Regions from separate parts of the Mus musculus genome. Here region 2 is linked to region 1. The links are chromatin contacts, found by Hi-C in ENCODE. All regions are on one chromosome and are shown on one strand. Each heading gives the region's core, a stretch centred on a gene start or an enhancer-like site at or near the end of the contact. The rest is flanking DNA. Distances are from core to core; before and after follow the strand shown.

Region 1 (5,043 bases), core at 1,866-4,365:
CATCACAAATGGTGTTTGTTTTTTCAAATTTACTAGTTATCAGGGGGCAGCTAAAATAATGAGATGAGCCGGGTAGTGGTGGCACACACCTTTAATCCCAGCACTTGGGAGGCAGAGGCAGGTGGATTTCTGAGTTCAAGGCCAGCCTGGTCTACAGAGTGAGTTCCAGGACAGCCAGGGGAACACAGAGAAACCTTGTCTCAAAAAACCAAAAAAAAAAAAAAAAAAACCAGAAAAGATATATATATATATATATATTATATGAATGAAGGTCACACCCAACCACCAGCCTAAGACTTAGTTTGACTGGGCATGAGTGAACCTTCGACACTACTTCTGGGAATTCAGACTTACACAGGCCCTTTGGGAGTCCACCTAGCAGTACTTAGCTCTATGAGGTTTGTATGAGCCAAGACTCAAACGTCCTCCTAGAAGGAAGCTGTGGATACATGTGGGAGCCTGATAAGCAATGTCAACCTTCATTCCAGTGTGAGCCTGAACAGCTGAAGCCGAGGTAAAGTGCACACTATGCTGACAGTGGCACATTACACTGCAGTCAGAAGGAACACACTAGATCAAATTATAGTATTCTAGAGAAAACGTCATGTGTGTGTGTGTGTATTGGCAGTAAAGAACCAGGAGGAGGAGTAATTCTATGAAACTCTCCCCTCTGGACACATGCACAGAGCACCCATGAATACCATCTTCGTAAGAGCAAGTCACCAAAATAAGCAATATTCTGTCAGGAAGCACTAACTGGACTCTGTTGGTTATGAGTGGGGTACAGAGGGAGAAGTCACAAAGTGGGAATTTACAGGGGGAGTGGGAGGAGTTAGAAAAAGTTTATGGTCCAATACCATTTATGGAAAAACAAAAAACCCTTTAAAAAGCACACATTCAACACAAAACAGCACGACCAGAAGCTGTGTTCATGAGAGCATGGTAGGATGGGATGGGATGGGAAGGAGTGGGGCGATGGACAACACTGACAAAGGCCCACACATGAAGGACTTTACACAGCAAGTGCAGGGGAGGCCACCCCTGGTGTTTGGAAATCCTTTGCCAGAGGAGTCACAATCAAACTTGGCTAGGTGACAAGGAGACTGGTAGCCTCAGCAGAGACAGGAGAGTAAGGAGAAAACAAAACTGAAGCTAGCCACAGCCTGAGAAACCCTCTTGCCTTTCTGGGTAACTTCCTAGTGTGGTGTGGACTTCAAGGGTGACTCGGGTGTTTAAGGCAGGGCTGGCAGACCTTACCTGTGTTCAGTCAAGACCTTTGACTCTCTCCTGTCCTACATGGACAGCACTGGCCCTACCAGCAGGCGCTCTTGACTTACAGACAACCTGCTCTGCTCCCCACCTCGACACCTTCATTCCGGAGCAAGAAATAATCGCTAGGGTCAGGTAAAGCTCACAGCCTCACTGTGGTAAGGTGAAACGGATACTCCACAGAAAACAGAAGCTAGACAGGCCCAACACATCATGTGGCTGTCCTCTGCACCTTGATATAAAATATCAAGTGTCCCACAAGGCTATGGTTGGCAGATAACGAAAGCATATGTTTGTACCATGTAACTTCCTCAGATGAAGACTCAAAGGCCTGAGAGTGGCTGCGACCTATGAAAGGTTAGAGCAGGGCAGGCTGGAGATTCTTCCAGACAGACTGGTAAGGTAAAGAAAGGTAAAGCTAGCTGTCTTCTATAGACAAAATCCTGAGGCTAGAAACATTCCTTAATGGCCACTGGGCTCACCCTAGTGCCTCTGGGCTAGAATGCAACCAACCAACCAACCAACCAACCAAAACTGCACACATAAACAGGTCATTCTCTCTTTATAATCTTCAGACTCCCACAACACAATGCCAATTTTTCTAACTCGTATCTATGGCCATCTCCATGGCCCTCCACTGACCTTATCTCACACGGCTACAGAGCTCTCATGGGGAGTAGCCGTGCCCTCAATAAGGAGACCAATCAATGCCTGTTTGTTCAAGTCAACAAACATGTTCTTGAGATCAAATATTACAAGCCCAGCTCTATAGCACTGGAGGCAAAAAAGCAAAGAGAAAGTGGGCAGCATGACTCTTTAGCTGCTGAGTTGGTATTACCCAGTCAAGTGCGTGCTTTGTTCCTCTCATCACCCACAGAAGGAGGGTGGCAGGAGGCAGCTAGAGGACCAACACAAATACCTGCTGAGTCCAGCAAGCATTACTAATCTGCTGGCCACAGGCTGGAAAATAAAACTCTCTAGTAGATAAATTAACAGTTAATGGCCTCTCAATTTTTAACTAATTAATTAAAAAAAATTTTTTTTTGGCTTCTACCCTGAAAACGCATACCCATCAGCAGAGAATGGAGGCAAGGGCAGCCTGAGCCCAGAAAGTACTTCAGGAGAACGGACAGCAAGAATCAAACGCAGCATTCAAGTCTGAAATCCAAACACTGTCCCCTCGAAGAAGGGGTCCTAGAATATGGCTGAGTAGGTCAAAGTTCACTGCCACACCAGTGCTTGAATCCAGATGCTTGGAGTTGAGGGTGTAGCACGGAGTATTCTACGGCAGATGCTTTGGGTAAACTGGTGGATGAGGACCTTGAGGAAGCTACTAGCCTGTCTCAGTCAGATCCACACAACCCCGGCTGTGTCGGGGACGCCTTTACACGTCCGTTCCCGAGTTTACACGCACGCTGTGCCCGTTGTCGGCACCAGCACCAGGCGCGCTAAAGTGCGGCATCAGAAGCCTCGCTCGGGCCCTGGCTTTGGCACGGTCAGGGCAGGCCTTTGGGCCTCGGGCTGCAGACTCCCCTCCACCCGCGTACCTGGTCGCCCGTGCCCAAGGCATAGTAGCCGTTTGTCACCACTTCCCAGTGCAGGAAGCAGACGAGTGCGTCCTGCGGGCAGCTCATGGATGGAGCGGCCGACGCGAAGAGAACCTCGAGACCCGCCATGGATGTTTGCGGCTTCTGTGGGAAAGGAAGAAAAGGAGGGGACTATGCAGAAAGCCGCTCCGCCTAAGAGAAGCGGGACCGCGAGCGGCAGCGACGCCTTTTGATGCCGCCTTCGCTTTCGGCTCTGTCCGCACCTGCGCGGAAAAGTGGAAACGCGGAAACGCAGAGACGCGCACCGGAAATACTTGTTGACTTTGTGCGTGCTCCGGGCTGGAAACACCTGCACCGAACTAGAAGGTTCCACTAAGAAGCGCGCAGGCTAGGGCTTATCTTCTCAAAGCCTTTTTGCCTGCAGCAGGCGACTGCTGAGTGCCAGGCTGTTCGTTCCTGGGGAGAGACTGCCTTCTACCAACTACAGTAGACTTCTCATCTGCGAAGTGGAGTGTGTACTAGGCCGGGGGAAAATTTAGGCAATCTGTCTTAGATGTTTTCATCGTAATTTATTAGCATGCCTGCAGTACTTCTTGCCTGATAGCACTTTATTCTACATGCTAAACTTTAATGCATTTATCAAAATTTCCAGATCCAGTATTATACAGTTGGTATTGATGACAGTACTCTGCCACTACATAGATTTGGAAATCGTGTCACAATCAGCCAGTGAGCAATAGAGGTGCCCCTGGGAACTGGTAATTTGGTCTCTAGGATAGCATTTATATGTATGTTGATTGCATGCTAAATCCTGTGCCAAAACCTTTACATCCCCTCTCAACAAATTCATGGGGTATATTTTATTACCCATCCTCACTTTGCGAGTGATATAAAGAGCAGAAAGAGTGAAATGACTTCACCCAAGTAAACACAGCTTTTGACCACATCTAGAGCCCAGAGATAACTGACAAATGCTAGCCACTTGTGCCCCAATCTCCATCAAGATTTTTTTAACCACCTGTTGTTTCTCCATGTTTCTTGAAGTCCAATACTTTTTTGTAGACAAATAAATTTTGCCATGTTGGTTGGTACCATGACCCAAACCATTGTCATTTTTTTTTTCTTGGTTGCCTGGCATCAGCCTTGTATGCTACACTGGTTTCACCCTACAACCAGAGAGATTCTGTTAAAACACAGGGAAGACCATGTTCCTTAGGCCCAAGCCACACCTCAAAGGCGAAGTTCACTCTAGGTCTGTCACCCTCTCACTCCACAGGCCCTGTGCCTTTCTGATATCACCTCCAAGTGTCCTTTCATTCTCTGATCTCCTTGGCTCCAGTGACCTTGACTTCTCTCAGCTCTCATGCCTAGGTTAACATGCCACAGGTCTTGCCCTGATGGAACTTTGTAGTGTTTCTTTTTAATAGACAAAAAGCAATCCAGTATGAAATCTGTCATTTGGGGGTGCTGAGAGAGCTATACAAGGCCCACAGGAAGCCTATGTTCCAAGCAAGGATCAGGAAGGGTTTCTTGGATTAAGAAATGGCCAATTGCACAGAACTCTCATGGAAGAATAAAGAAGAAATGTTCCTGTAAAAGCATATAGCATACGTGAAGGCACCAAGGTGGGAAATGTAGCTACCCCCGTGTAACTGGAGACTCAACACTGCCCCTCTCATCTCTTCCTCATCTTTAACTACTCTCCACACCTGTCCTCAGCCTGGATGTCATGACCCCCAGGGGTTGCATAGCAGATTTCCCTCAAATTAGATATTTATATTGTGATTTATAACAGTAGCAAAATTACAGTTAGGGAGTAGCAATGAAGTGATTTTATGGTCGAGGGTCACTATAACATGAGGTACTGTATGAAAGGACCGCAGCATTAGGAAGGTTGAGAACCACTGCTCCACACTGTGCTCAAGGAGTTTGGTGGTGTGCCAAGGGGGCAGGCATGCAACAGAGAAAGCTATCAGCTCCAGAAGGGCTGAGAATTTTATCACTGAAGTAGGTTAGGCTTGCTGGTTCATGATGATAGCAAAACACAGGCTGGACTTTTGGCCAGCTTTATTAGTGCTTTTAAGGTTTTCTTTTACTCTCTCTTTTTCCTGCTGTTGTTTTATCTTTTTGTAACGAGGCCTCTTGCCTCCTAAGCCACCAGTGCTCTCACCCCGGCCCCTTGGTTCCACACTAGCTTGCATTCCCTTGATTATAGCTTGCAGCTCAC
Region 2 (5,043 bases), core at 1,720-4,219, 240 kb after region 1:
TCTGTGTCCACAGAGTCAAAACACCAGGAGCGGGGTAGGGTGGCAGTGCCGGGGAGTCTGAGGGTGGGAAATGACTGGTTATTGGGTATAGAGTTGTGTACTTCAAAGTGGTGACGCTGGGGCCAGAGACATGGCTTGGGGTGAAAGTGTTTGCCATACAAGCCTCGTGATCCGAGTTCAGTCCCCTGAGGATCCAAGTTCAGTGCCACAGTAGAAGGAGAGAACTGACTCCTTTAAGTGTCCTCTCACAAGCCTGCTGCAGGATACGCATCCATGCATTAAAAGCAGCAATCCCCTCACTTCATAGAGTGGACCGAAATCACAGCTCACACTGCTAAAGTTCTCAGCACGGGGCAAGCATTCTAAGCCCAGGCAGCCGTGTGTCCTCTCTTCCCAGTATAAGGTGGGATTTCTAGGGTTGATCATTTTATGCGATTCTGTACCTCCCACCTGCTTCTCTGTCCTTTCAAAGGAAAGCCGGATCAGGCTCCATAGACAGGGAGGCCTTTGGCTGCTGCAGGAGAGGATCAAGAAGGCTCCAGGCAGTGGGGAAGAGGCAGCCCAGCTGTCCAGGTTGGACGCCCTGCTGGGCATTCTCCAGGGCAGGCCAGGTTCCAAGCTATTTCTGGAGTTTTCACTAGGCTCATGCCCTGGCTTGCCCTGGAGTCAGCCTTGCTCAGAGTAGCTCTGTACAAACCTCAAGGAGTTAGGAGTGGGCTGCCATGGGAGGGGCCAGGATGCCTAGGACAGTGAACTCCTGCGTGAACCACTCCAGCACACACTCTCCACTTAACTCAAACTCTGGGGACTCAGTTTGCACCCTGACAAAAATGGGAACAAAGGCAGACTTGCAGTGAAGGAGGAAGAGAAGGAGAGAGGAGAGACAGAAAGACTAACAAGCAAGGCCTTAGGGAAGGGCCTGCCTGACCCAGGATAGGAAGGTGAGGCTTGAATTAGGCCTGTGGCCACACCCACTTCCTGTCCTGCCTAGGCCTGAACTCCACATGCAGTGTTTTACCCCAGCTCAGAAATGTGAAGAAACTTGCCCAAACTCACACAGCCAATGACAAACCCCAGGCAGGGCAGTGACCTCATAACTTTCTGTAGATGTAATCACTATGTCTGTGTCTTCTCAATTAGTTGGCCCACAGTCAGGGTTCAGGATTGCAAAGCGCATCATGCTATGTGTGTAATTCTCACCCAGACCCTTTGCTAGTCATCTATGTTCCTCTTGGTGCCACAAAAGTATCTAAGGAGTTTCGGATTATTTCCCATCAGTCCTTACTGAGGGCCATTCTGCGTCTGTCCAGTTCTTGCTTGCTGCAAATCACTGAAGCACGGAGGCACCTGTCATTTTGCCTAAAGTGAGGTAGCTGGAGGAGAGAGTGTGTGTGTGTGTGCTCATAACAATGCCTATGCTGGCTCTGCTGGCCAGAGTCCACCTGAGTGACACCACCCTATCCTGCTCCACCCCCAGCACAATACACAGCAAATGGCCAACAGATGTTGGCTTTGATCATCTTGATTCTGCAAGTTTCGGCCACCCTGACATTTTTGTGCCTGTGCTAAGCATCTCATTTGCCCGACACATTCCACTGGGGAAGATAATAAACTGCTTAATAAGACACCTCACGCATAATATGGAACAGACGCTACTGAGAAAAACAGGACACTCGGGGAGAGATCAGGCTACAGGAAGCTAGACGACGTGGAAAGAAATGAGGCAGTGGTGTAACTCATCTAGTAGATTGCTCTCTTAGCACAAACCAAGCCCTGGGTTCTATCCCGAAAATGGCACAGAACTGGTGTGCCAGTGGCACATGCTTGTCATCCGAGGAGGCAGATTTAGGAAGACGGAGAGTTCAAGACCAGCCTGGTCATACATAGTAAGATTGAGGCCAGCTTGGGCCATACAAGAGTTGGAGTAGGGAGCATGACACAAAGACAGATGGACAAGCACAGCTCCCCCAGAGCCAGAATGAGGCTCAGAGGAAGAGTAGTTCCCTTCATAAGAGATCCTCCATCGAGTCGGTGATTCCCTGTGTCAAGGACTGAAGACTTCTGCATAGTTAAGTCTGTGCCTTTGAGCAACAGCCTCAACTTCACAGAACCTCAGATTCCCCACCTACGAAACGAGATCAACAACAGGGGGGTAGGTAAGAGTCCAGCCTAAATTAGATGCTCTACTTGGGAGGGTCTGACCCTGCACCCAACTCTCAAGTCCAGTTCCAGCAACTCTGGCTTAGAGGTACCACACACACACACACACACACACACACACATCCACATGACTTCCAAGGCCTTTGGATCCGCAGTCCTAGGGACTCAACCCTGCCCTGCAGTCCTAGGGACTCAACCCAGGGAGGCCCTCTGAGAGGGCAGCACTGGGAACTGGGACTCTGTAGAACCCTGTAAGGCAGAAAAGTTGCGAATGGGGAGGGAATGGTATATGTCCTGAAGGGGAACTCCAAGGGCCGGTAGGGCACGGGTAGCCTAGCCCTGGGATCCCCTGAGCCACGTCTTCCCAATAAGCCCCTTAAAGAGTAACCCGCGGGGTTCCTCTGATCGGCCAGGAGCGGGAACTGCAGAGTGGGAAAGGGAAACAGCCTGGATCCTTTGCTGGCCCCCTGGGCTGGACACTAGACACGAACTCTCCTCTGTCGACCCCCTGTACTGAGACTCTTGCCCGGGTTAATGCGTGGGCACTGCCCCGGGACCCTCCGCCTCCTACCCCCATGCTCACCTGCAGCCCACGTCCAGAGGAATCCCGCTCCTCGCCGGCTGCCGAGGCTGACAGCTGGTGGTCCCTGCAGACCTGAGAAGGCTACTACGTGTGAAGACCGGCGAGCTCTTCCGAGTGGGACGCCCTGGCTGTCCCACGATTCCCTCCGGGAGAACGTCCCTGGGGCCCCAGAGGAAAGGGAAGTGAGCCCGCCGTCCCCGTTGCTGCAATGGTTCGCCCCGGACTTCCTGATTGGCCCGTCGCTTCCGTTCGAACGGCGCGCCACCCGGGTTGCCAGGCAACATCAGGAGCCGCAGATGCAGCAGGGCGACTGCTGCCCGGAGCCCAGCTGGCCGCTTGGCCTTCCGGCTGCCCAGGCCTTGGCAGACCTTTCTTCTCTTCCAGCTGGACTTCCTCGGTCTCCAGCTGCAAGAGTTACTAGTCCCAAATTTGTTTGCTTGGTTTTGCACAGGCACTAGTACCAATATTTTTGGGGTTTTGAGGCAGGGCCTTCACACATAACTAGCCTAGCCCAGGCTGGCCACAACCTCCTTAGTACTAGGATTATAGGTCTATGCCATACCTAGCTTTCTCTCCCTTCACTTTTTTCTTTGGAGGCAGGGTCTCACCAAGTTGCCCAGGCTGACTCGGAATTCATGCGTTTTGCCCAAGTAGTCCTCACACTTGCTGCCTGACTTAAGTCTCCCCATGAGTTGGTACTAAGTGACCACCCCCCAAACTAGGCCCTACTTCCAACTCAGCAGCTACCTCTCTGTGTGTTTACCCACAATCCTCTCTCCCTCTCTGTTCCCCTAACCTGAAATGGCAAGTCAATCCTCAAACGGGCACACCCGTAGCTCCCACTGTGCTTATCAAAACCAGATCAATTATAGACGTCGATCCTGGGAAAGAAGCTGAATCGAGCTTTCTACATAATTCTTGTCAGGACTCATGACCCAGCTCTGAGGTACCTACCTTCAACGCCGCTTTCCAGCTGGGAATACCATGCATTAACTTACAACGATTAGATTAAACGACATTTAAGAACAATGGGAGAATGCTAAGGAAGTGTCATGTTTTAAGCATACTTCAAAACTCTCTGTACAGCATAGATAGATATTAAATACATAACCATACTATTTAAATAAACATAGCCTATTTACAATAACAAACAGCAACTAATTCCTTTACACTTAAAAGATAATACTTTTATTCATTCATTGAGAATTTAATACATAAACACAGTGTATTTTAGTCGTATTTACCGCACTCTCTCCCCTTAACTCCTCCTACACCCACCCTCTCTTCCTCCTGTTTTTGTTTTTTTAAAAGGCACCAAGTCTAATCTGCTGCAACCCTTTAAAAAACTGACTTTCCTTCCCCCAGAAACATTCAGCTATAACTAACTAGCTCCTCCAGTGGGGGCTCATAGCCTCTCCCCTCTCTGTACTGAAATGTTAACTGGCTTGATCATGTACAGACAACCACAGCTGCTGTGGTTTGCCGGCGCAGTGGCCCTGAAGTGCCCACAAGAGTCTGTTTTACTCTGGTCCTCTCTGACCTCTGGCTCTTACAGTCTTTCCGTCCTGATTTGATACATATTTCACACCGGTGGCAGAGCCCTCCACAGACTCTTATTCCCAGCCCCTCGACCAGTTGTGCTGTCCATGGCACAGAAAACCTTCTCTGATGGCGTCTGTAAGCTGCATTAGTTTTATGGATATAGAGTGAATTTAGAAGGCAGTTTGATAGTGTGACCATTTAGCAAATAATAGCAGTAGGTTCACCCTGGGACCAGTAGGCTCCCTAACCATGGGTTCTTGGCCAGATTTGCAATACCAGACATGCACATCCTCCTGTGGAACAAGCTGTAAGTCCAACCAAAACGCTGTTGGCTACCACGAAAGCATTTGTGCCTTGCTGGTCACTATTGCAGTTCAGAGGATTCACATCTGGGTAAGACTGCTGACATCTCTTCTCTCCCAGCAGCCTACACTGCACCTCTGGCTCTGTGAAAGCTAACCTGCAGGAAAGATGCTGCCTCTCAGCACTTAGCTTCTTATTCATACTTCTGTGACATTTGCAAATTTCCAAGTCTTGAACTGTCACAGAATTTTTTAAACTTTTGTTTGTATGTGTGTGTGTGATGCATTCATACATGTGTATTGCAGGATATTTGATCACACTGTGAACCCCCAGACTGTGTTAGTTACTGAAAAAAAAAATCTGTCTCTAGTTGTGGTGTGGCTCAGCCCTTAGCACACACCTTTAATGCCAAACAACAAAGGTGAAGTTAGTTTGTAGAAGGAAGCATCGATGTT

Evidence for each region. Hi-C counts contacts between places; a loop is a spot of excess contacts on that map.
Region 2: a loop to region 1 is called in a map of heart, with 2.6 times the contacts of the local background. The contact joins the promoter of Fam110a here to the promoter of Psmf1 in region 1. A Hi-C loop is called at or near these places in 1 of 37 maps with a recorded cell type or tissue (heart).

Annotation. Positions count from the first base shown.
Region 1 is chr2:151,738,195-151,743,237 of GRCm38, forward strand. Psmf1 (proteasome (prosome, macropain) inhibitor subunit 1) reads right to left here and starts at 3,116. Exons shown (of 7, transcript NM_212446.2): 1 at 2,817-3,116. The coding sequence starts at 2,945.
Region 2 is chr2:151,977,250-151,982,292 of GRCm38, forward strand. Fam110a (family with sequence similarity 110, member A) reads right to left here and starts at 2,970. Exons shown (of 2, transcript NM_146127.3): 1 at 2,744-2,970.